Linked DNA regions of Homo sapiens: region 1 is linked to region 2. Evidence: read pairs that join two places in POLR2A ChIA-PET (ENCODE). Cell type or tissue: GM12878. All regions are shown on one strand. Links, peaks and the distances in the headings refer to the core of each region. The heading gives the core; the rest is flanking DNA.

Region 1 (10,646 bases), core at 114-5,113, 88 kb before region 2:
CACTACCTTTGTCGAACCAAGAGGTGTCTGATACAGGCTGATTGACACCTTTAAAAGTAGCTTTTTTTCCTGATCAGAGTAATACCTGCCAATTATTGGAAAGTATAAAAATCACATGTGATGGTTGCACGGTAGGAATGTACTTAACACCACTGAAATGGTGAAGATGGTAAATTGTATGTTACGTGTGTTTTACCACAACAGAAAAAGTTTGGTGGGGGGTGGTAATCATGTGATACCACCACTTAGGGAGGGCTGCAGTGAATAGGGTGCTGTCTCCTTCTGGTCTTTTCGAAACTGTGTGGCGTGCTGAGCCATTTAAACACATCAGGAGCTGCGGGGGATGCAGCTGGCGCCTGCTCTTGGCCCTCACACCACAGGGCAGAGCAAGTGAAGCTGAGCTCCAGGACCAGGGTGACCCGTTTATCCTGGTGTGCTGGAACTTCCTGCCTTTAGCATTCTGAGAGGCCCTTAGTCCAGACAAACAGGGACAATTTGTCACCCTGTCCAGGACTCCTGGACAACCCAGACCCCTACCACAGCCCTGGAGGGGCCCTAACAGCATGTGCACATGAACCTGTGATTGTTTTTTTTCTTTTTTTGAGATGGAGTCTTGCTCTGTTGCCCAGGCTGGAGTACAATGGTGCCATCTCGGCTCATTGCAACCTCCGCCTCCCAGGTTCAAGCAACTCTACTGCCTCGGCCTCCCAAGTAGCTGGGACTACAGGCACACACCACCACGCCCAGCTAATTTTTGTATTTTTAGTAGAGATGGGGTTTCACCATGTTAGCCAGGCTGGTCTCGAACTCCTGACCTCAGGTGATCCACCTGCCTTGGCCTCCCAACGTGCTGGGATTACAGGCGTGAGCCACCGCACCCGGCCTGGACCTGGGATTTTTGTAAAATTTGTAAAAGAAAGATTTTTTTTTCTGTTGCTTTTCCAAAAGAGGGCCCCCAAATCATGTAAGCTTCAGGGCCTCACCAACCTGGACCCACCCTGGAACCCAAGCCCTCTGAGCCCCTGGGTCAGCCTGCACAGAAGCAGGGCCTCCAAGACCTGGCTTGTCTCTTTTTTATTTTTTTAGAGACAGGATCTTGCTGTGTTGCCCAGGCTGGTCTCAGACTCCTGGACTCAAGTGATCCTCCCACCTCAGCCTTGTGAGCAGCTGGGACGATGAGGCGAGGCGTGGGCCACTGCATCCGGCATGGCTTGTCTCTTGACTAAGGCTTTCTCACCTCTTGGTGTCATCGCCCCAGTGGCAGATCAGCTGCCACTCCTGGCACCCCCAGGCCACAGCTGTGACCTTCAGTAAGTGTCCCCTCCCCACCCTCTGTGCCTCAGTCTTCCCACCCGAACTGGGCTGGGCTGGGTCAGAAGTGCCTGATCTGTTGCGCGGTGACTGCCGCCTGTCAGTGACTCATTTCTTTGTTCTAAAGCCAGATGGGAAAAAAAGGAGTTACAGCAAGAAGCTAAACTGATTTAATAGAAAGGACCACCTTTTATTTGGAGTTTATATTCTTTTTTGCAGGGGGCTAAGATGGACTATAGGGAATGAATATCAGTGCTGGCAGATGAGTTTTTTGTTTGTTTGTTTTTTGTTTTTGAGATGGAGTCTCGCTCTGTCTCCAGGCTAGAGTGCAGTGGCGCGATCTTGGCTCACTGCAACCTCTGCCTCCTGGTTTCAAGTGATTCTCCTGCCTCAGCCTCCCAAATAGCTGGGATTACAGGCACCCACCACCATGCCCAGCTACTTTTTAAATTTTTAGTAGAGACGGGGTTTCACCATCTTGGCCAGGCTGGTCTCAAACTCCTGACCTAGTGATCCACCCGCCTCAGCCTCCCAAAGTGCTGGGATTACAGGTGTGAGCCACCGTGCCCAGTCAATGTTTCTTTAATTCTCTACTTTGACAAAATGAAAATGATAAAATGTTTGAAATGTTGCCATTTTCAGGGTTCATTTTTTAAGGGCTTTGGCCATAATACCACATGGTTCTGTAAGTGGGGTGGGTATCTTCCCCCCGTTTTACAAATGACAGAATTAAGGCTCAGCCTGGAGAAGTGACTTGTGCTAGCTCAAGGCCTGGGCTTGTCAGAGACTTGGTTTGAACCCGGACTGCTGGGCTCCACATTCTGTGTACTCCCTGTGGGTTCTCTGCCTGGATATCCATGGCACCAAGGGGTGGCCTGAGGGGGGCAGCTTCATACCCCTGGTTTTATTCACCCCCTCCACTCCACCCCCCATCATCCCAAGTGAACACTGAATAAAAAAGCTGAACTTGGCCAGGTGAGGTGGCTCACGCCTATAATCCCAGCACTTTGGGAGGCCAAGGCGGGTGGATCACTTGAGGTCAGGAGTTCGAGACCATCCTGGCCAACATGGTGAAACCCCATCTCTACTAAAATACAAAAATTAGCTGAGCGTGGTGGCGGTCGCCTGTTATCCCAGCTACTCAGGAGGCTGAGGCAGGAGAATCGCTTGAACCCGGGAGGCGGAGGTTGCAGTTAGCTGAGATCACACCACTGCACTCCAGCCTGGGCAACAAAAGCAAAACTCTGTCTCAAATAAAAAAAAAAAAAAGCTGAACGTTTTTTGTAAACACAGCAGTTTCAAGATAAGACCCCTTGCCTCCCCCAACCAACTTGCCATGTGCCAGCCATGGGGCCACAGGAAAATTCTGGGACCAGCGGTTGTTGGGGAAGAGGGTCCAGGGTAGAGACAGAACCTCTGGCCAGTTCTGATGTTCATTTGTTCATTCCACAAGTCCCCTGCTCAGTGCCAGCTGAGTGCTCAGTGCCACCCCAAGGCACTCTCGCTCCAATAACGAGAACAGGATTGAGTGGGAAGCACTGTCCCAGAGGCTCGGGTCACTACAAGAAGGAATTCCCAAGGGGTGGCCCAGGAGAGGCTTGGATGACAGACTCACAAGCTGGACTTCCTCTGAGGGCAGTGGGAAGCTGGAGAGAGGGTCAAGGGTATTTCGGAAGCTCCTGTGGAAGCTTGGTTTGGAGAGGGCTCTGTGGCTGGAAATGCGTGGTCACGTCCAGCCTGTCCTCTCCCAGTACCGGGCACAGCCCTGTCACCTAGACAGGAAGGTGGGCCCACGGCCCTTGTTTGTTATTTATTGCTGACCACCCTGGAGTCTTTCTCACCTCTTCACCTCCTGTGGCCGGCCGCTCCGCCGCTTCTTCTCTCTCAGGTCTAGGACAGGGTCAGCTGCAAGGAGACCGCTGGGAGGTGATAGATTTCTGCTGTGTTTTGGGCACTTCCTCATGTCCAGGGACAGCCCAGGGGCGGCCTCAAGAGCCTGAGAAAGCCTAGGGCATCAGGAGCAGGGCCATCAGAGCGGGACCTTGGAAAACCCCTACCTCTTTCAGCCTTGGTTGCCTCATCTGTAACATGGGATTGGAGGGCCTGGGTTTGGGGAGGCCTCGAGAGTTTATAAAAATGCAAATTTTGGCCAGGTGTGGAGGCTCATGCCTGTAAGCCCAACACTTTGGGAGGCAGAGGCAGGTGGATCACCTGAGGTCAGGAGTTCGAGACCAGCCTGGCCAACATAGCGAAACCCTATCTCTACTAAAATTACAAAAAATTAGCCAGGCGTGGTGGCACGCGTCTGTAGTCCCAGCTACTTGGGAGGCTGAGGCATGAGTATCGCTTAAGCCCGAGAGGTGGAGGTTGCAGTGAGCCGAGATTGCGCCATCGCACTCCAGCCTGGGCTAAAAGAGTGAAACTCCATTTCAAAAAAAGAAAAGAAAAAGAAAGAAAGGAAAAGAAAATGCAAGTTATTTTTGTTTGTTTGTTTTTGAGACAGGGTCTCGCTCTGTCACCCAAGTTGGAATGCAGTGGCACGATCTCAGCTCACTGCAGCCTCCACCTTCCAAATTCAAGCGATTCTCCTGCCTCAGACTCCTGAGTAGATGTCCGCCACCACACCCGGCTAATTTTTATATTTTTAGTAGAGACAGGGTTTCATCATGTTGGCCAGGCTGGTCTCAAACTCCTGACCTCAAGTGATCCGCCTGCCCCGGCCTCCCAAAGTGCTGGGATTACAGGTGTGAGCCATCTTGCCTGGCCTGAATGCAAGTTTAAAAGGCCTGCCGTAAGTCTGCTGTGGTGCGTTTTGTTATCCCCTCCTTAGATGAAAAGCTGAGGCCCAGAGAGGTTAACTGGAGTCACTGGGATCGGAACCCATGGCCCCTGCTCCAGGGAGTCCCCAGCCATGTGGGGAGTCCCACATGAGCAGCGTGTGCAAAGCTGTTGGGCGGGCCTGAGCCCCAGGGAGAAAAAACAGAGGCTGGGAGAGGAAGGGAAGAGAGGAGGAGAAGCCAGGAGGAGGAGGGAGGGAGGAAGGGAGAGGCAGATGGCAGGGCTGTTGGAGGGAGCCACACTTGGCACCCAGACCGGAAGAACCAGCTGTCAGGTGGGAGGGGAGGCAGGGTAGGCGCAGAGGAGTGCCTTGGCCTGGAGACCTGAGGCTGCGTTCTGCACCCTCTCTGCCAGTGATTGGCTGTGTGACTGGAGCAAGAGGCCCATGCTCTCCTGGCCTTGGTTTCCCCATCTATCAAATGGGAAAAGGATAGTTGGATTGCTCTGGTGGATCCCGACCTTTCCACCCTTGAAGAACCCCACTCTTGCTCCTAGTGGACTCCAGGTTGGGAACTTTGGATTGGTCAGTCTTTAAAGAAGTGATGTTGGGGCCAGGCGCGATGGCTCACACTTGTAATCCCAGCACTTTGGGAGGCCAAGGTGGTTGACTCACTTGAGGTCAGGAGTTTGAGACCAGCCTGACCAACATGGTGAAACCCTGCCTTTACTAAAAATACACAAATTAGCCGGGTGTGGTGGTGCCTAGGATTATGCTTGTAATCCCAGCTACTCCAGAGGCTGAGGCACGAGAATCGCCTGAACCCAGGAGGCGGAGGTTGCAGTGAGCCAAGATCCCACCACTGCATTCCAGCCAGGCAACAGAGCAAGACTCTGTTTCAAAAAAAAAAAAAGTGATGTTTGGAGCCATCCCCTCATGCTTTGTAGGAGCCTGCAGCAGAGGGGGCACTGGGCCCCAGGTCTATGCATGGGAGTGAGAGGTGACAGCATGCTGTCCTCACAGCCCTCACTTGCTCTCGGCTCCTCCTCTGCCTGGGCTCCTACTTTGGCGGCATTTGAGGAGCCCTTCAGCCCACCACTGCACTGTGGGAGCCCCTTTCTGGGCTGGCCAAGGCTAGAGCCCACTCCCTCAGCTTGCAGGGAGGTGTGGAGGGAGAGGCGCGAGCGGGAACCGGGGCTGCGTGCGGCGCTTGCGGGCCAGCTGGAGTTCCGGGTGGGCGTGGGCTTGGCGGGCCCCGCCCTCGGAGCAGCCGGCCAGCCCTGCTGGCCCCGGACCCGGGCGTGGGCTTGGCGGGCCCCGCCCTCGGAGCAGCCGGCCAGCCCTGCTGGCCCCGGGCAATGAGGGACTTAGCGCCCGGGCCAGCGGCTGCGGAGGGTGTACTGGGTCCCTCAGCAGTGCAAGCCCACCGGCGCTGCGCTCGATTTCTCACTGAGCCTTAGCTGCCTTCCCTCGGGGCAGGGCTCGGGACCTGCAGCCCGCCATGCCTAAGCCTCCCACCCACTCCATGGGCTCCTGTGCGGCCCGAGCCTCCCCGATGAGCACCACCCCCTGCTCCACGGCGCCTAGTCCCATCGACCACCCAAGGGCTGAGGAGTGCGAGCGCACGGCGCGGGAGTGGCAGGCAGCTCCACCTGCAGCCCCGGTGCGGGATCCACTAGGTGAAGCCAGCTGGGCTCCTGAGTCTGGTGGGGACGTGGAGAGTCTTTATGTCTAGCTCAGGGATTGTAAATACACCAATCAGCACCCTGTGTTTAGCTCAAGGTTTGTGAGTGCACCAATCGACACTCTGTATCTAGCTGCTCTGGTGGGGCCTTGGAGAACCTGTGTGTCCAAACTCTGTATCTAACTAATCTGATGGGGACGTGGAGAACCTTTGTATCTAGCTCAGGGATTGTAAACGCACCAATCAGCGCCCTGTCAAAACAGGCCACTCGGCTCTACCAATCAGCAGGATGTGGGTGGGGCCAGATAAGAGAATAAAAGCAGGCTGCCCGAGCTTGCATTGGCAACCTGCTCAGTTCCAAAGCTTTGTTCGTCTGCTCGTTGCGATAAATTTTGCTACTGCTCACTCTTTGGGTCCACACTACTTTTATGAGCTGTAACACTCACCGCGAAGGTCTGCAGCTTCATTCCTGAAGCCAGCGAGACCACGAGCCCACCGGGAGGAACGAACAACTCCAGACGCGCGGCATTAAGAGCTGTAACACTCACCGCGAAGGTCTGTAGCTTCACTCCTGAGCCAGCAAGACCACGAACCCACCAGAAGGATGAAACTCCGGACACATCCGAACATCAGAAGGAACGAACTCCAGACGCACCACCTTAAGAGCTGTAACACTCACCGAGAGGGTCCGCGGCTTCATTCTTGAAGTCAGTGAGACCAAGAACCCACCAATTCCGGACACAAGAGCAGAGCAGACGGCATCAGCTGGAGCCTGGAAGGGCAGTCATGCCCTGTGTTTCTGGGACAAACGTCCCTTCACAGATAGAGTTTTGCTCATCTCCCCGCTGCTGGTGGAGCAGGGGCCAGGTGAAGGGGACCTGGAGAGAGGGGCGGCTGCGTAGCTGGGACAGCCCCAAGCTGTCAAACCCAAGCTGCAATCATGCAGGAGCTTTAACAAGTTGGGGCTCCTCCAGTACCTCACAGTGCAGGGGGCAAGAGTCCCTGAGCCTTCAGCCCCTCCCAGAATGTCCCTGACACCTTTTGTAAATTGCACTGTAACCTGGCCTGCCCCAGACCTTGCTTCCTGCAGCCTGTTCAGTGGGGGCTGCTTTATCCCTCAGACCCTCCCTCTGCTGGGTGTAGAGGTCGACAGGGTCCTTCTGGTTCCTGAGGCCACTTACAGGACATTGTCCCCCAGCTTTGAATCTCACACCAGCACTGGGTCGCCCACTCCCCTTCATGATGAGCCAGCTCGAGGCCACTTTGCCCGTTCTTCAAAGATGCCCCCCCAGGCCGGGCACGGTGGCTCACGCCTGTAATCCTAGCATTTTGGGAGGCCAAGGCAGGCGGATCACAAGGTCAGGAGATCAAGACCATCCTGGCTGAGACAGTGAAACCCCGTCTCTACTAAAAAAAAAAAAAATACAAAAAAATTAGCCGGGTGTGGTGGCGGGGGCCTGTAGTCCCAGCTACCCGGGAGGCTGAGGCAGGAGAATGGCGTGAACCTGGGAGGCGGAGCTTGCAGTAAGCCAAGATCGCGCCACCGCACTCCAGCCTGGGCAACAAAGTGAGACTCTGTCTCAAAAAAAAAAAAAAAAAAAAAAAAAAAAGATGCCCACCCTAGCTTGGTGTCAGTCCTCTCCAGCACTGCTCCTGCTCCAGTCCTGGTCATTGGAGTGTCTATTTCTGTGACCCTTTCCACACCTGGCCTCCTCTTCCCGCATGGTCTTGTCCGCCAGCCTCAGCCAACTGTCACCAGCTGGACCCTAGCTAGGCCTGGCCCTGCCTTCCCAGTAGCCTCTCGCACTCCCTGATCCTCCATCCAGGCGTCTCCTCCAACCCTCCTACCTTTCCATCTCCCTCTCCCTCCCCTGATCCTAGATCCTTGGGCCTGGGGCCTCTGAACCACTGATCTTCCCCTGTGCACTGGCCCTCACCACCCCTTGGTCCCTCCTGTCTCCCTCCGCACCTCCCAGTGGCCACGTGTTGCAGCTCCAGCCCTTCTGCGCATCACACTCGCCTGGCACAGCTCTGGTTAAATTCAGTCCTAGGCATCTTCACACCTGCCCCCCTCATCCTAGACTATCTCCCCTGTTCTGGTGGCCCAGGCCAGCCTGGCTGCAGCCTCGTGAGCCTGTTCCTCTCACCTACTCAAGGACACACGTCCATCAGTTCTCTCTCCCTCTCTCTCCTCCACCCTCAGTTTCGCCCTCTCTACTCTTGGCTCTTCTGCGTCAGCTTGCAAATGTGCGTGATTCCCCATCTCAGGAAGACACTCCCTCATCCATTTCTCTGGTCCTTCAGAAGAGTTGTCACCGTCTCCAGGGTTTCTTCTGCGGTCTCCCACACGCACTCCCCACGGGCTCTCTCGCCCCTCCTCGCCATCTTCTCAGGCTCATTCCTGACCTTCACATTGCCAATCTCATGGCCAACTGTCATTGATGGATCTCTCAGCAGCGTCTGGCAGCCGTGAGGGGTTTATGCATCCTCCCTTGAATCCAAACGGCTGCAGAATGTGGACGCCCTCACCCCGCTCGCCGCAGAATGTGGACACCCTCACCCCGCTCGTCCTCTCTTTAATATACATGCTGAGCACGGGCCGGATGAGGTGCCTGGTCTGTAGGGAGGGCTGACAGTCTAGTGGAGGGAAATGTGGTGGAAACCAGTTAAAATATGGAGGTGAGCACAGACCCCTAGAGAGGGACAGGCAGGTGACACCAGCGTTGAGTCAGCGTTGAGAGGGCAGGAGCCAGCCAGGCAGAGAAGGGGGAAGGAGGAACAGCGAGGGCAAATGCTGAAAGGCCTGGCAGAGCAGAGACGAGGCTGTCGCCCCTGCTGGGGTGTACGCTTGGAGGGCGAGAACTGCATCTGTCATAGCCCCAGGACTAGATTGCTTCCAGGCATCTCCTTAGGGCCCCAACTATGGATGGACGTGGCGGGAACTGCACTGATCGGTCGTCCTTCTAGCCACGGTTCTTCAGGTGTCCCATCTGGCCTTTAGGGCCCTGCTCAAATATCACCTCCCTGTGAAGCCTTCCTGGATTCTCCCAAGCTTGCGCTCCCCTCCCTGCTTCCCTTGGGCTCTGTGGGGATGACTGACAGAGTTCTCAAAACAGGGAGCTTTCCCCTTCTGTGCCTTTCTTCTCTAGAAGGTGAGGCAGGGCCTGGGACCAGATTATTTCCCTGATGACCTGGAATTTGCACAGCAGGAGAGAAACCAAACAACCTCAGGCATGCAGGGACTGGCAGGGCGGGGGCAGGCACTGGGGTGAGGAAAAGCAGACAGAACTGGATGGTTAACCCTGCCCTTTTTTTTTTTTTTTTTTTTGAGACAAAGTCTTACTCTGTCACCTAGGTTGGAGTACAGTAGCACGATCCCAACTCACTGCAACCTCCACAATCGGGGTCAACCGATTCTCCTGCCTCAGCCTCCCAAGTAGCTGAGATTACAGGCATCCACCACCATGCCTGGCTAATTTTTTTTGTATTTTTAGTAGAGATGGGTCTCACCATGTTGGCCAGGCTGGTCTCAAACTCCTGACCTCAAGTCATCCACCCGCCTCTGCCTCCCAAAGTGCCGGGATTACAGCCATGAGCCATCACGCCCGGCCAATCCTGCCCTTCTTATCAACTGAGAGACCTCACAGAACCTCAGTGGCCGCATCTATAAAATGGGTACAACAGCGCCTACCCCAGGAGTCTCGGGGCATGTAAATGAGGTCTAGCCCTGAAGGGCTCTGCAGTGTTTGGTTGGCATTTACACCCCTTTCCAGGTGGTGATGTTGCTCCCCTCTCCCACCTCTTCCCTGCCTCTGAAAGGGCAGAGGTGATAAGACCTGGGGTAAAGAAGGCCCTGGGGGGGTACAGGATTATGGGGATGGTGGTCCAGATACTTCTGCCACTGAGAGTAAGGCCCTGGGCCAGTCAAGTGAGCCCTCTCTGGGTCTTTGTTTCCTCCTTTCTCTCCTTTTTTTTTTTTTGTAGAGACGAGGCCTCACTATGTTCCCCAGGCTGGTCTCAAACTCCTGGGTTCAAGTGATCCTCCTGCCTCGGCCTCCTACATAGCTGGGATTACACCCATGAGCCACCGTGCCCGGCCAATTTCCCCCTTTTTCTTGAGGCTCCAAGGCCCCCTTGAGGTTACTCAGCCAGAGGAGAGGAAGATGGGGCATTCTGGAAAGAGGGAGGGGCCTGCAGATCACCCAGGCCCAGCCTCAGCACCTTGGGGAGGCAGGGGTCTGCTCGCCCAGGCCCTGCCCAGCGGAGTCCACTCCACCCCCACCACCGAGCACTCGGGGCGACAGCTTGCGGAGATTACGCCTAATCCCCAGTGGGTCACTTCCAAGGCTGCACAACCCGGTGTGAGGCGGGGTGGGGGAGGGGCCTGGAGCCTCACCTGCCCCACCCCCACCTTTTCCCCAGAGTGAGACTCTTCAGGAAGACAAGGGGCTGCCCAACACCCATCATGTGTCCATGCGGCTTCAGCCATTTTCCTCACTTGACCCTGGGGGAAGACAAGGCCCTGTTCCTGTGAAGGGGGGCCCTTGGCAGCCTGACTCATTTCTCAAAGTGTGACCGCTCCCTTCTTCCCTCAGCCTTTCCCCAGGAGGCAGGATGGATGCCTGCACCAGGACAAGGGCAGGAAGGCTGGGTTCAGCTTGTGGGGAGAGGGCTCGGCAGCCCCCTTTTCAGGGAGTGAGCTCCCTGTGCACAGGGGTGTGCAAGCGGAGGTGCCAGCCAAGGACGCTCAGGAGGGGATGATTCTCCTTTCTACCCCCCGTGCTGCCTGGCCCTCTCTGACTATCAGACTTGCTGTCTACTCCCCTCAAAGCCTTTCCTGACCCTCTCCCTGGGTCTGGGGGAGAGACGTGCACC
Region 2 (12,567 bases), core at 4,514-9,513:
ACACTGGGCATCACATGGGCCGGGGAGCCTGGCTCTACAGCACAGTCCTTTGGCCATGAAGAGGGGGTGGTAGTGAAGATACAGAGTCCTTGGCTTGATAGGAGGTGGGGCTGACAGCCTCCCATCTTCCAGCCTGCCCCAAGACCACGTGACCTTTCCTGACCTGGTGCTTCTGTAAGTCCCACCTCCCGGGTGCCCCTGGGCGACCTTGGCCCATAAATCTCTTTGATCCCCATCTCATCTTCAAATGAAGGTTTACAGCTCAGCTTTTTAAAAAAATAAAAATAACTAGTAGGTTCTGGCTGGGCACGGTGGCTCACGCCTATAATCCCAGCACTTTGGGAGGCCAAGGCAGGTGGATCACCTGAGGTCAGGAGTTTGAGACCAGCCTGGCCAACATGGTAAAATCCCATCTCTACTAAAAATACAAAAAAGTAGCCAGGCGTTGTGGTGCATGCCTGTAGTCCCAGCTACTCAGGAGGCTGAGGCAGGAGAATCACTTGCACCCTGGAGGCGGAGGTTGCAGTGAGTGGAGATTGTGCCACTATACTCCAGCCTGGGCAACAGAGCGAGACTCCGTCTCAAAAAAAAGAAAAAAAAAAAGGAGTTCTAACTACGTTCCAGGTATGTAGCTGACGTGTAATATCTCATTTAACCTGGCAAAGAGTTGGTATCCGTGGCCTCAGAGAGGTTTAGAAAGTTGCCCAAGATCACACAGGAGCAAAGATTTAAACTCTGGACTTTTCTTCATGTGTCATGAAGTTTCCTCCTGATTTTCAGAGACCCTTCCAGGCCTGCAAGCGATTTGACAGCCATCCCTCAGTGCCAACTAAACCTCCTGGGCAGCCTGACCCCAGGGTAGGAAGGAAGCGCCTACACCAAGGGGCCCTCTGGGAGCTGAGATCATCCTGGGGTTTTGTCGCCTGGTCTGACTTGTGCACTGGGATCTTCTCGTGCCAGGCCAGGCCCCGCCCCCTCCCCGGGACTGGGCAGACCCCCTCCCTCATGCATCTGTGTCCACTGAGGCTTCCCTCACCTAGAATGGCCCATCCTTCAGGACCCAGCTCACTCTCATCTTCTTTCCAGGGACTTATCCCCCAAGGCTGTCCTCTGTTCTGGTGAGCTCAGGGCTCTTGGAACTTGGTCTGCAGTGACTCTGGGGTTCCTGGTTAGGACCCATGTTCTCTAGGTCCCAGCACCCTGCACGGGGCAGTGTTTGTGACACTGGGCCCAGCTATTCTGAGAGAAGGACTCCAACCTTCCATCAGGTGTGGCCCGAGATGTGGGTGGCCCTGGGCATGGGGCATGGATGCATTGTGACTTTCATGGGCCTCTTCTGCAAAAAAAAAATTAAAATTATACTTTATGACTATTGGTAGAAAGATAAATATATTAATACATTAAAATTTCTCTTTGAGTAAAAGTTCATTTTCTTCTGTTTTAAAGGTAAAATATTTCCACAGCCCCCTGAAAGGATGGTGGGCCCAAGGGTTCATGCCTGCTGCACCTCATCAGGAGGGTGGCTGTGAGTCGGGGGGACCAGCGGGGCCTAAATCAGCCTCTTCAGTGCGGTGGCCTGCAGCTAACGTCCCCATCCCAGCCTTCCTGAACTTTCAACCACCCTGGGGCCTCAGACCCAGGAATAAGATTCGAGAACCGGTAGGGGGAGCTGAGGTGGGAGAATCGCTTGAGCCTGGGAGGCGGAGCTGCAGTGAGCCGAGATCGTGCCACTGCACTCCAGCCTGGGTGACAGAGTGAGACCCTGTCTCCAAAAATCCAAGAAACTTTCAAGAACAGGTGGAAAGAAATCCGGAGATGACAGAGAGGGATGTCCCCTCCCACTCTGCTCCTTTCCTCCGAGCCTTTGCCATGGCTGTGTTGGCTTCCTGGTGTGCCCTCCCTTTACCTCTAGCCAGCAACAAAGCCTGCCGGGCACCAGGCACCAGGTGTGCCGCCAAGTAGGGGCTGAGGCTGGCAGGGTGGGGAGAGGGGAGGCCGTCAGAAAGTCTCTGTTAATACTCCGGCCCTGCAGGGGCTCAGTCTCTGCGGAAGATAAAACTACACCTGGAAGTCTGGCCAAAACGGCCAGAATGGGCCCTGAGACCCAGGCCAAGGGGAGACCCCTTCTGTCTGATGAGTTCCGGAACCTTCCCAGAGCAGGTGGGCTCTGCACCGGGCCCTGGAATGCTCCTGAGGGGTCTGGGCTTCCTGGGACTGACTGCCAGGCTCCTCCTGTGCTGGCAGCTTTGCTAAAGATGACGGGCTAAACACATTCGTCCACTTTCCCTCCCTTCTCAAACCCCCTTAAAACAACAGGGAGGGATTTCTCCCTCCCTCTGCTCCCGCCATCCATCCCTCCCTCCCTTCCTTCTTCGTTCCCTCCATTCCTCCTTCCCCCTTCCCTCCCTCCTCACTCCCTCCCTTCCTCCCTTCCCCCTTCCCTCCCTTCCTTCCTCCTTCCCTCCATCCCTTCCTCCTTTCCTCCCTCCCTTCCCACTCCCTCCTTCCTTCCCTTCTCCCTCCCTCCCTTCCTCCTTCCTTCCCTCCCTTCTCCCTCCCTCCCTCCCTTCTTTCCTCCTTCTTTCCCTCCCTCCTTCCCTCCCTCTCCCCTCCTCCCTCCCTCCCTTCCTTCCTTCCAGGTATAAACCCACAAGGTTGTAGCAATCAGGAGACAACATCCACACAGGTTTTGAAGCTGAAAAGTCGATGTAGAGTGGCAACTGACTTAAGGGACACAGAAGTTACATCCCAGGTGTGTGATGGCAGCTGAATACCAGTGTGGTTTACCCTGAAGAACCACCGAAAGCTCAGCGTGAGCCAGCAGTCCCAGGTGGGGGCAAAATGAGGCGCAGTCAGGTCCCCCGGTCTCCCACCCAGAATGGCCAGGCAGTCCCGTCCTCCGCTCACCAGAGTCCACCCAGAGATAGCGGCACTGCCACAGCACTGGAAGCAGAGCAGTCGGGTGCTTCTGGGCACTGGGACCCCATTTGCCCTGCCCAGCTCCCAGCACACAGCCCAGTCTTCACCCTCCAGCAGGACACTGAGGCTCCTCGCTGGAGAATCTGACGCACAACAAAGTCCTGAAAATACTGACATGGGGGGTCCCTAACAAGTACCCCCCACCTCCCTTCAGTGAAATCAAGAGTCTGTGTATCTAGAACTTACTTTCTTTTTTTTTGTTTTTGTTTTTGAGATTGGGTCTCGCTCTGTTGCCCAGGCTAGAGCGTAGTGATTCAATCTTGGCTCACTGCAACCTCCGCCTCCCAGATTCAAGTGATTCTCCTGCCTCAGCCTCCCGAGTAGCTGGGATTACAGCCACCACCACACCCAGCTAATTTTTGTATTTTACTAGAGACGAGGTTTCACCATGTTGGCCAGACTGGTCTTGAACTCCTGACCTCAATTGATCCACCCGCCTTGGCCTCCCAACCCACCTCAGCTTCCCAAAGTGCTGGGATTACAAGCATGAGCCACCATGCCCAGCTGTATCTAGAACTTTTGATAAGCAAAGTGAATGTTAAAAGATAGAAGGAACCAGCCATTACCATATGAGCCAGCAATTCCACTCCCAGGAAACACAAACATACAGAAACAGTACGGAAGTGTTCACGGCAGCATTACTCATCATAGCCGAATGTCACAAGCAACCTAGATATCCATCCGAAGAGGAGAAGCAGACTGTGCTGCCTCCACGCCACGGAATAGTATTCAGCCGTGAAAAGGAATGACACTGACAGGCCACCACAAGGAAGAGCCTCAAAATCACTGTGCTAATGAGAGAAGCTGGTCACAAGAGGTCACATGTATGATTCCTCCTACAGATGCCGGTGATAGGCAAATCCATAGAGACAGAAAGCAGGGCTGGGGGAAGGAGGAAACTGCAGAGACTGGTAACAGAGCCAGCGTGTTTTTCTGGGGTGAGGTGTTGGTGAATGCATTGAGTGCCACTGACCTGCAGTTTTCAAGCGGTTAATTGTATGCTATGTGAATTTCACCCCAGTGAAATTGAGGAACCAGCCCAAGGCTTCCTCTGCTTGGAAGGAAGAACTCTAGGTGGCTCCTCTGGACTCACAAAGCACCTGAATTGGTCCTCTAGGATGAAGAGTCCAGAGAGAGAGTGTGAGCCTCACGTGCCGTTGTATTATTTCATTTCATTCCACCTTATTTTATTTTATTTTTAAGACAGAGTCTCACTCTGTCACCCAGGCTGGAGTGCAGTGGTGTGATCACTACTCACTGCAGCCTCCACCTCCTAGACTAAAACGATCCTCCCACTGCAGCCTCCCAAATAGCTGGGACCACAGGCATGCAGCACCACACCCGGCTAATTTTTTGTATTTTTCAGTACAGTCGGGGTGTTGCCATGTTCCGCCTGCCTCCCAAAGTGCTGGGATTACAGGCATGAGCCACTGCTCCTGGCCCATGTGCCATTTTATTTATTTATTTACTTAGAGATGGAATTTCGCTCTTGTTGCCCAGGCTGGAGTGCAATGGCATGATCTCGGCTCACTGCAACCTCCGCCTCCCAGGTTCAAGCGATTCTCCTGCCTCAGTCTCCCTAGTAGCTGGGATTACAGGTGCCCGCCACCACGCCCAGCTAATTTTTTGTATTTTTAGTAGAGACGGGGTTTCACTATCGTGGCCAGGTTGGTCTCCAACTCCTGACCTCAGGCGATCCACCCACCTCAGCCTCCCAAAGTGCTGGGATTACAGGCATGAGCCACTGCTCCTGGCCCATATGCCATTTTAGATGTTCTAATAATCACATTTGAAAAAGTAAAAAGGGGCAGGTGGATCGCTTGAGTCCAGGAGTTTGAGACCAGCCTGAGCAACATGGTGAAACTTCGTCTCTACTGAAAAATACACAAAAATTAGCCAGAGGTGGTGGCACACATCTGTGGTCCCAGCTACTCAGGAGGCTGAGGTGGGAGGATCATCTGAGCCTGGGAAGTCGAGGCTGCAGTGGGCCATGATCATGCCACTGCACTCCAGCCTGAGCGACGGGGGTAAAACCTTTTCTCAAAATCCAGCTGTATTTTACCCGTACAGAATAATTCTGTGCAGGCCAGCATGATCTGGGCTTCATGGCTATGGCTCGAGGTCACACCAATGGATGGTCCAGTTCTAGACTGTTTCAGACTGGAGGCTCTGTATACTCTGAAGAGGATGAGAGTTTTAAATTATAGTGCATTTTAAGTCTATGAATTAAAAACAAATAGGCAGCTGGGTGTGGTGGCTCACACCTGTAATCCCAGCACTGGGAGGCTGAGGTTGGTGGATCACCTGACGTCGGGAATTTGAGACCAGCCTGGCCAACAGGGTGAAACCCCATCTCTACTTAAAATACAAAAAAATTACTCAAAAAAAAAAAATTAGCTGGGTGTGATGGTGGGTGTCTGTAATCCCAGCTACCTGGGAGGCTGAGGCAGGAGAATTCGCTTGAACCCGGGAGGCAGAGGTTGCTGTGAGCCGAGGTCATGCCATTGCACTCCAGCCTGAGCAACAAGAGCAAGATTCCATCTCAAAAAACAAACAAACAAAAAAACCCAAATAGGCTATAATCCTCTTTAGGATCATCTGAATAACCACCTTAAAAATTAGTCTTGAGCAACCATAAAAAAGAATGAGATCACGTCATTTGCAGGGACATGGATGCAGCTGGAGGCCGTTCTCCTTAGCAAACTAACACAGGAATAGAAAACCAAATACTGCATGTTCTCATAAATGGAAGCTAAATGATGAGGACACACAAACACACAGAGGGGAACAACACACTGGGACCTTTCAGAAGGTGGAGGGTGGGAGGAAGGAGAGGATCAGGAAAAATAACTAATGGGTACTAGGCTGAGTGATGAATTAATCTTCACAACAAACCCCGATGACACACACTGACCTATGTAACAAACCTGCACATGTACCCATCAACTTAAAAGTTTAAGCTGGGCTCAGTGCCTCACAACTATAATCCCAGCATTTTGGGAGGCTGAGGCGGGTAGATTGCTTGAATCCAGGAGTTTGAGACCAGCTTGGCTCAGATGGCAAAACCCCATCTCAGGCCAGGCGCATGGCTCACGCCTGTAATCCCAGCACTTTGGGAGGCCGAAGTGGGCAGATCACGAGGTCAGGAGTTCAAGACCAGCCTAGGCAACATAGTGAAACCCCGTTTCTACTAAAAATACAAAAATTAGCCGGGCGTGGTGGTGGGTGCCTGTAGGCCCAGCTACTCGAGAGGCTGAGACAGGAGAATCACCTAAACCCAGGAGGCGGAGGTTGCAGTGAGCCGAAATCATGCCACTGCACTCCAGCCTGGGCAACAGAGCGAGACTCCATCTCAAAAAAAAAAAAAAAAAAAAGTGGGGGCGAGGCTGGGCACAGTGGCTCACGCCTGTAATCCCAGCACTTTGGGAGGCCAAGGCGGGCGGATCACCTGAGGTCAGGAGTTCGAAACCAGCCTGGCCAACATGGTGAAACCCCATCTCTACTGAAAAAAACAAAAAACAAAAATACAAAAATTAGCCGGGTATGGGTGTGCGCCTGAAATCCCGGCTACTTGGGGGGCTGAGGCAGAAGAATCACTTGAACCCGGCAGGTGGAGGTTTCAGTGAGCTGAAATTGTGCCACTGCACTCCAGCCTGGGCGACAGAGCGAGACTCTGTCTAAAAAATCCCCCAAAAAACCGTCTCTACCCAAAACACAAAAAAATTAGCCATGTGTGGTGGCACGTGCCTATGGTCCTAGCTACTCTGGAGGCTGAGGTGGGAGGATCACTTGAGCCCAGGAGGTGGAGATTTCAGTGAGCCAAGATCATGCCACTGCACTCCAGCCTGCGGAACAGAGCGAGACCCTGTCTCAAAAAAAAAAAAAAAAAAAAAAAAGATTAAACATTAGTTCTGAATTAAACATTGAATTACCATACGACTCAGTAATTCCACTTCTGTGTATACACCCAGAAGAACTGAAAGCAAAGTCTCAGATGCTCGTGTGGCAATGTTGGTAGCAATATTGTATACATCAGCCAAAAGGTGGAGGCAACTCATCAATGGATGAGATGTCCATGGATAAACAAAATGCGTTCTATCCATACAATGAAATATTATTCAGCCTTAAAAAAAAAAGAAATTCTGACACATGCTACAATGTAGATGAATCTTAAGCACATTATGCTAAGTAAAATGAGGCAGTCACAAAAGGACAAATACTATACGGTCTCACTCAGACGAGGCACTTATGGTAGTCAAATTCAGAGACAGAAAGTAGAATGGGATTGACAGATGCTGGGGGGCAGGGGAATGGGGAGTTAATATTTAATGGGTGCAGAGTTTCAGTTTTGCAAGATGAAAATCCTGCTGGGCCAGGCTGGCTTGGTGGCTCACGCCTGTAATCCCAGTGCTTTGGAAAGCCAAGGTGAGTGGATCACCTGAGGTCAGGAGTTCCAGACCAGTCTGGCCAACATGGCAAAACCCTGTCTCTACTAAAAATACAAAAATTAGTCGGGCATGGTGGCTTACACCTGTAATCTGAGCTACTCAGGTGGCTGAGGCACAAGAATCGTTTGAACCCGGGAGGCAGAGGTTGCAGCGAGCCGAGATCATGCCACTGCACTCCACCCTGGGCGACAGAGCGAGACTCTGTCTCAAAAAAAAAGCATTCTGGAGATGGACGGTGGTGATGGTACCATACAAGGTGAATGTACCTAATGCCACCACACTGTGTGCTAAAAACTGGTTAAAGTGGTAAATTTTGTGTTACGTAGATTTTACCACATTTTTCTTTTTTAAAGTTTGGCTACCCAGTGGATTTGTGCTGACCAGGGCATTGAGACTTCATAGTCACTGGAGCTAATGAGAAAAGATGCGGGGAGACTTTGGCCAGGTGTCGTCCAGGCACTGCCTCAGCCAGGCCTCCCAGGCTGGGTAGGCGTGAACAGAGGATCCTGCAGGGAGGAGCAAGGCCTTGCTTGGCCTCCACACTGGTCAAAGCCACCCGGCCCCAGAGAATCAGCCCCTCATTGGGCACCTCGATTGCTGACTGCCCTGTCTGTGGTGAGAGCCAGCAAGATTTCTTCCTGTTGTTAATTTGATTTTTTATTGGCTCTATGTTTTTTTATATTCATTTTGCAAATTTGCTTTGGTTTGGTTTTGTTTTTTGAAACAGAGTCTCACTCTGTTGCCCTGGCTGGAGTGCAGTGGCACGATTCAGGCTCACTGCAACCTTTGTCTCCTAGGTTCAAGCGATTCTCATGCCCCAGCCTCCTGAGTACCTGGGATTACAGGCGCCCGCCACCAAGGCAGGCTAATTTTTGTATTTTTTAGTAGAGACAAGGTTTCGCCTTGTTAGCCAGGCTGATCTGGAACTCCTGGCCTCAAGTGATCCTCCCGCCTTGGCCTCCCAAAGTGCTGGGATCACAGGCATGAGCCACCGTTCCCAGCATTGCTTTGTTTTTAATGTTGGAGGCAAACATAAACACAAGAGCTTTACACCTAGCTCGGTGTCTGCGCATATTTAAGAAACACTGTGATAAAAATGACTGACGACAACCCCAGAATCCATGAGAATTTTTTTCTTTCTAAGAGCATTAGGATTTGAGTCATGCCATGGTTTGGCTTCTGAATCTGTCTCCCTTGGAGCAGGGTCATCTCTGTGTCTCCGTGGGGACATAGGGCCAGTCTTGAAATTGTTTCCTGAGTGAGTAATGAAGTGAGTGAATGAATGAATGAAGAGCTAGCAGAAGGAGAAATCACTGGGGGGCAGGGTGCAGAAGCAGCAGGAGAATCAGGGAAGTCTTCCAGGAAGAGGCCCAGGCATCCTGGGCCCAGAAGTGGGATCAAGAGTTTGAGGAATAGGAGATGGGGTGGGGATGGGCGTATCTCAGGGTGAGGCACGAGTCCGGGCCTGAAGGGTGCTGAGGGCCTCTGCCTAGTGATGTCACGCCTGGAACCCAGCCTCTGAGCCCAGCTGTCGGGGCGGGCAGTCTAGGGGCAGCCTTCCCCATCAGACCTCTGGGAGTCAGCCCCACAACTCCCTCCCCATGCCACATCCCAGACAACACCTGGTCCTGCAGGTCTCATCTCCTCTTTCCAGCCTCCCATCTCCACCCCAGCCACCATTACCTCCCCTGTTTCCCAGCGCCTCTGCCAGCTCTCCCCACTGCCAGTCTGGCCCCATCTGATCCATCTCAGACCAGCGACATCCAATCATTCCTCCAGCGAATATGCATCGAGCACTTAGTGTGCGCTCAGCTCTGATTGGGAACCAAAGAAAGGCCCTGCCCAGTGGAGAGACAGACAACAAACAAGGAAACCTAAGCGCGTCCTCTGACAGCCAGCAGCAACACGCGCCAGGGGGATAACAGGAGGAATCTGAGAAGGGATCCACGGGGCGCCTTCTCTGTGCCTTCAGGGCCATGGCTCCAGACCCTCTAGCCTTGTCAGGACTGCTGTGAGCTGTGAGTCTGGTCCTAGCCTGGCCAGCCTGGACCAGGCCACCAGCTCCACATGGCCATCACATTGCATGGCAGCACAGTGTGATCTTGGACGAGTCACTTTCCAGTTCTGAGCATCAGCTTGTCCACCTGTAGGATGAGCTTGGTGGCAAGAACACTGCAGGAATCACCAGGGCCCTGAATCCTCCTAGGAGCTGGAGGGTTGGCCCTGTGAGGAAGGAGTGACTTTCATCCCGACCTGATTTAGAAACAGTCTCTCTCCTGCCAGCTGCAGTCAGTGGGGGCTACGTCATACCCCTCATGAGACGGTGGAAGGCTCAAAAGTGATGTGGTTCATGCTGAGACATGGCCACAGTAAGTGTCCCCACAGCAGCAGCCCTTGTTAGAATCCTGCTGCTCCGTTCCCTGGAGACTTTGTCCAGCCGGGGAGGGTCTGCCTGGATTCAGCCGTCTCCAAGCCTCTAATAGTAGTGAAAACGGCTGGTGTTTCTCCGACACAGCCCCTGGGCCAGTGTCACAAGCACCACTCACAAGGCTCGCTCATCCTGCACCATCACTCCAGACCATGCTGGTGCTTTTACTGTCCCTCTTTGGGGGGATCCAAATCTAGGAAAGGCGATGTAACTCACCCAGACCTCCGGTGGGAGCAGGCCTTGTGCCTGGTCCGCCTGCCATGTCACTGTCTCTGCGGTGTTGGCTGGGGCGGCCCCCTGGCCTCCCTCCCAGGCCCAACGCCTGGCAGGGGTGGCTGGAACAGCTGGGGGAGGCGGCCCCTCTCTTCCCTGTGTGGTCCAGGGCCGCTCTCCCCCTGGATTTCCCTCCATAGCTGCTGACCTCCAAGCTGGAGGAAAAGGACATTGCAAGGCCACTTGAGGCCTAGCCTGGACATTTCCTCATCCTAGTGGGCAAAGCAAGTCACAGGCCTGCCCAGGTTGCAGGGAGGGGAAAATGGTGGACATGCTGCCAGGGCCGGGGAGGGAGGGGACCCTGCAGCCATCTTGGCAGACATCTCCCACCCAAGGACCCCAAGCCTCAGAGCCGTCCTTAACTGCTGGCAGCCTCCAGTGGGGCAGGGCAGCAGAGTGTATGGTGATCCCCATGCTTGCAGAAGAGGCCCAGGAGGCTCGAGGCCCAGCTGGGGGTGAGTAGAGGAGGATAAGCGGGCTCTGGACAGGCCCCAGCGTAACCAAAGGCCATTTCCTCCAGAGGCCCCGGCTCTGTCCCCGTCCCTGAGGGTGTTTTCCCGGGAATGAGCTGGGCCTGCTCCTCCTGCAGGTGATAACACTTGGCCCTGCCTGGGGTTTCCGAAAGGCGGAGGGCGCCACACAGCAGCCGCTCCCTGGCCCCGCCTCGGCCTCACAGACTCTGGAGTGCAGCAAATGTCCCCAGACAGTGATGTTCACTGAGGGTAGCAGGGGGGAAACCAGGGTGGATCTTTCCTCTCCTCCAACCCCTAGAGGCCTCGTGAACCTTTCAGTGGCCTCCCAGCACAGGTGCTGCCACTCATTAGCTGCCTGATCTTGGGAAAGTTAACTTCACTGCTTCATGCCTGTTTCCTTATCTGAAAAATGGGGAGAAAGGAAGGGCAGACACGATTGCTCTGTGCCAGGCCCCGTTCTAAGCACTTTGCATCTAGCAACTCATGCAAGCCTCCCAACAGCCCTGTCAGGCGGGGTCTGTTATGACATTCCTCACTTTACAGATGAGGAAATGAAGGCACAGAGAGGGCAAACAAGTTGCCTGAGGTCACACAGTGAGTCAGTGAATCTCGGAGTTGGGCCCAGGTAGCCCAGGTCTGTCTTGTTAGCTGCCATGCCCAACATCACGGCCTGGCGTGACAATGCAGGATGATGCCAGCCCGTGGTCAGTGATGTGGGTTTGCTTCTGTGGTTATCATCCCCGTGCTCTTTCCGGAGCCCGAACTGCACCTGCTCCGCTAGTGCCTGTGCTCCGCCTCCTATTCCTTCCCTTTTCTATACCATAGTGTGGCTGAGGTTGTTTTAAACCTGAATTTGTTTGAGCCCCTGAGCTTTCTAGTTGCAGTTCATTGCACTTCGCAGAGCAACTGGCAGGAAGTGTGTGTGGTGGCCAGAGCTCTCGCCGCAGATGCAGGCCGTGTTAACGGAGCGCAGGGCAGCCAAGGCAGGTGAGAGACCCTTTGTGTGCATCTATGCAAGTCAGGACATGTCGGGGGAGGGCAAATGGAGAGTAACTGGGATGGAAAGGTCTGGAAACCATGTCATAGGAGGAGGCGCTAAAGAACCTGGGAGGAGGCCGGGCGCGGTGGCTCACACCTGTAATCCCAGCACTTTGGGAGGCCAAGGCAGGCAGATAACGAGGTCAGGAGTTCAAGACCAGCCTGACCAATATGGTGAAACCCTGTCTCTACTAAAAATACAAAAAAAATTAGCTGGGTGTGGAGGCACATGCCTGTAGTCCCAGCTACTTGGGAGGCTGAGGAAGGAGAATCACTTGAATCCGAGAGGCAGAGGTTGCAGTGAGCCAAGTTCGAGCCACCACACTCCGGCCTAGGTGACAGAGTGAGACTCCGTCTCAAAAAAAAAAAAAAAAAAAAAAAAACCTGGGAGGAGAAGTGGTGGAGGGACCCTTGCCAAATGTCTGGAGGACCGCCGTGCCAATGAAGAAGCTGGCTTGCTCTGCCCAGTTCCAGGCAGCGGGTTCTAGGGTATCTAACAGCCAAAGTGGTCACATAATAGAGTGAGAGAGTGAGCGCCACATCACAGGACGTGTGTAAGCAGTGGCATGAGACTGGGGCCACAGGAGATGACCTTGAAGCCCCTCTCCTCACCCAGGTCACAGGTGTGAGGCCCAGTGGAACCATATTTGGCCAGTTCCCCAGCCTCAGAGCATGCTTGAGCTAAAGGTCAGTGGCTAAGCCTCCTACCGCCAGCAGGAGACCCTGTGGCCGATCCCAGATTTCCTGAGTGAATTTCTCTCTTCTTCCAGTTCTACTCGCTGGCCCAGGTCCAGCTGGACAGCCTGGACCCCTGAACAGGGCTTCCAGCAGCACCCTGGTTTATTTAAGTTTCAGGCCATCAAAAGGACCAGAGTAACCGCTGGCCCCTAGCTGGCCACCTGGGGTCTGTGGTTTTCGGGTTCCGACA

The links. ChIA-PET counts read pairs that join two places held together with the same protein. Peaks named below come from ENCODE experiments on the same cell type or tissue, not always from the same donor. Only the 100,000 strongest peaks of a DNase experiment are listed, where the experiment ranks them.
Region 1: POLR2A ChIA-PET joins it to region 2 with 10 read pairs; 4 of 35 experiments call an interaction of 5 or more read pairs at or near these places.

What each region holds. Positions count from the first base shown.
Region 1 is chr22:39,352,278-39,362,923 of GRCh38, forward strand. The region is part of intron 1 of SYNGR1 (synaptogyrin 1); the gene reads left to right. Among named protein-coding and RNA genes, the nearest start is that of SYNGR1, 7.6 kb to the left of the region's middle. RefSeq lists enhancers at 5,114-5,642, 7,558-8,356, 9,585-10,171, 10,172-10,646. In GM12878, for the core only: no CTCF peak of the experiment used is centred there; no DNase peak of the experiment used is centred there.
Region 2 is chr22:39,435,710-39,448,276 of GRCh38, forward strand. LOC100506472 (a long non-coding RNA gene) reads left to right here. Exons shown (of 4, transcript NR_040535.1): 4 at 1-1,419. It also overlaps a transcript of TAB1 not described here. Among named protein-coding and RNA genes, the nearest start is that of MGAT3, 15 kb to the right of the region's middle. RefSeq lists enhancers at 11,256-11,305, 11,536-11,725, 12,451-12,567 and a silencer at 11,950-12,141. In GM12878, for the core only: no CTCF peak of the experiment used is centred there; DNase peaks (open chromatin) are centred at 6,687 and 7,279; H3K27ac peaks cover 841 bases.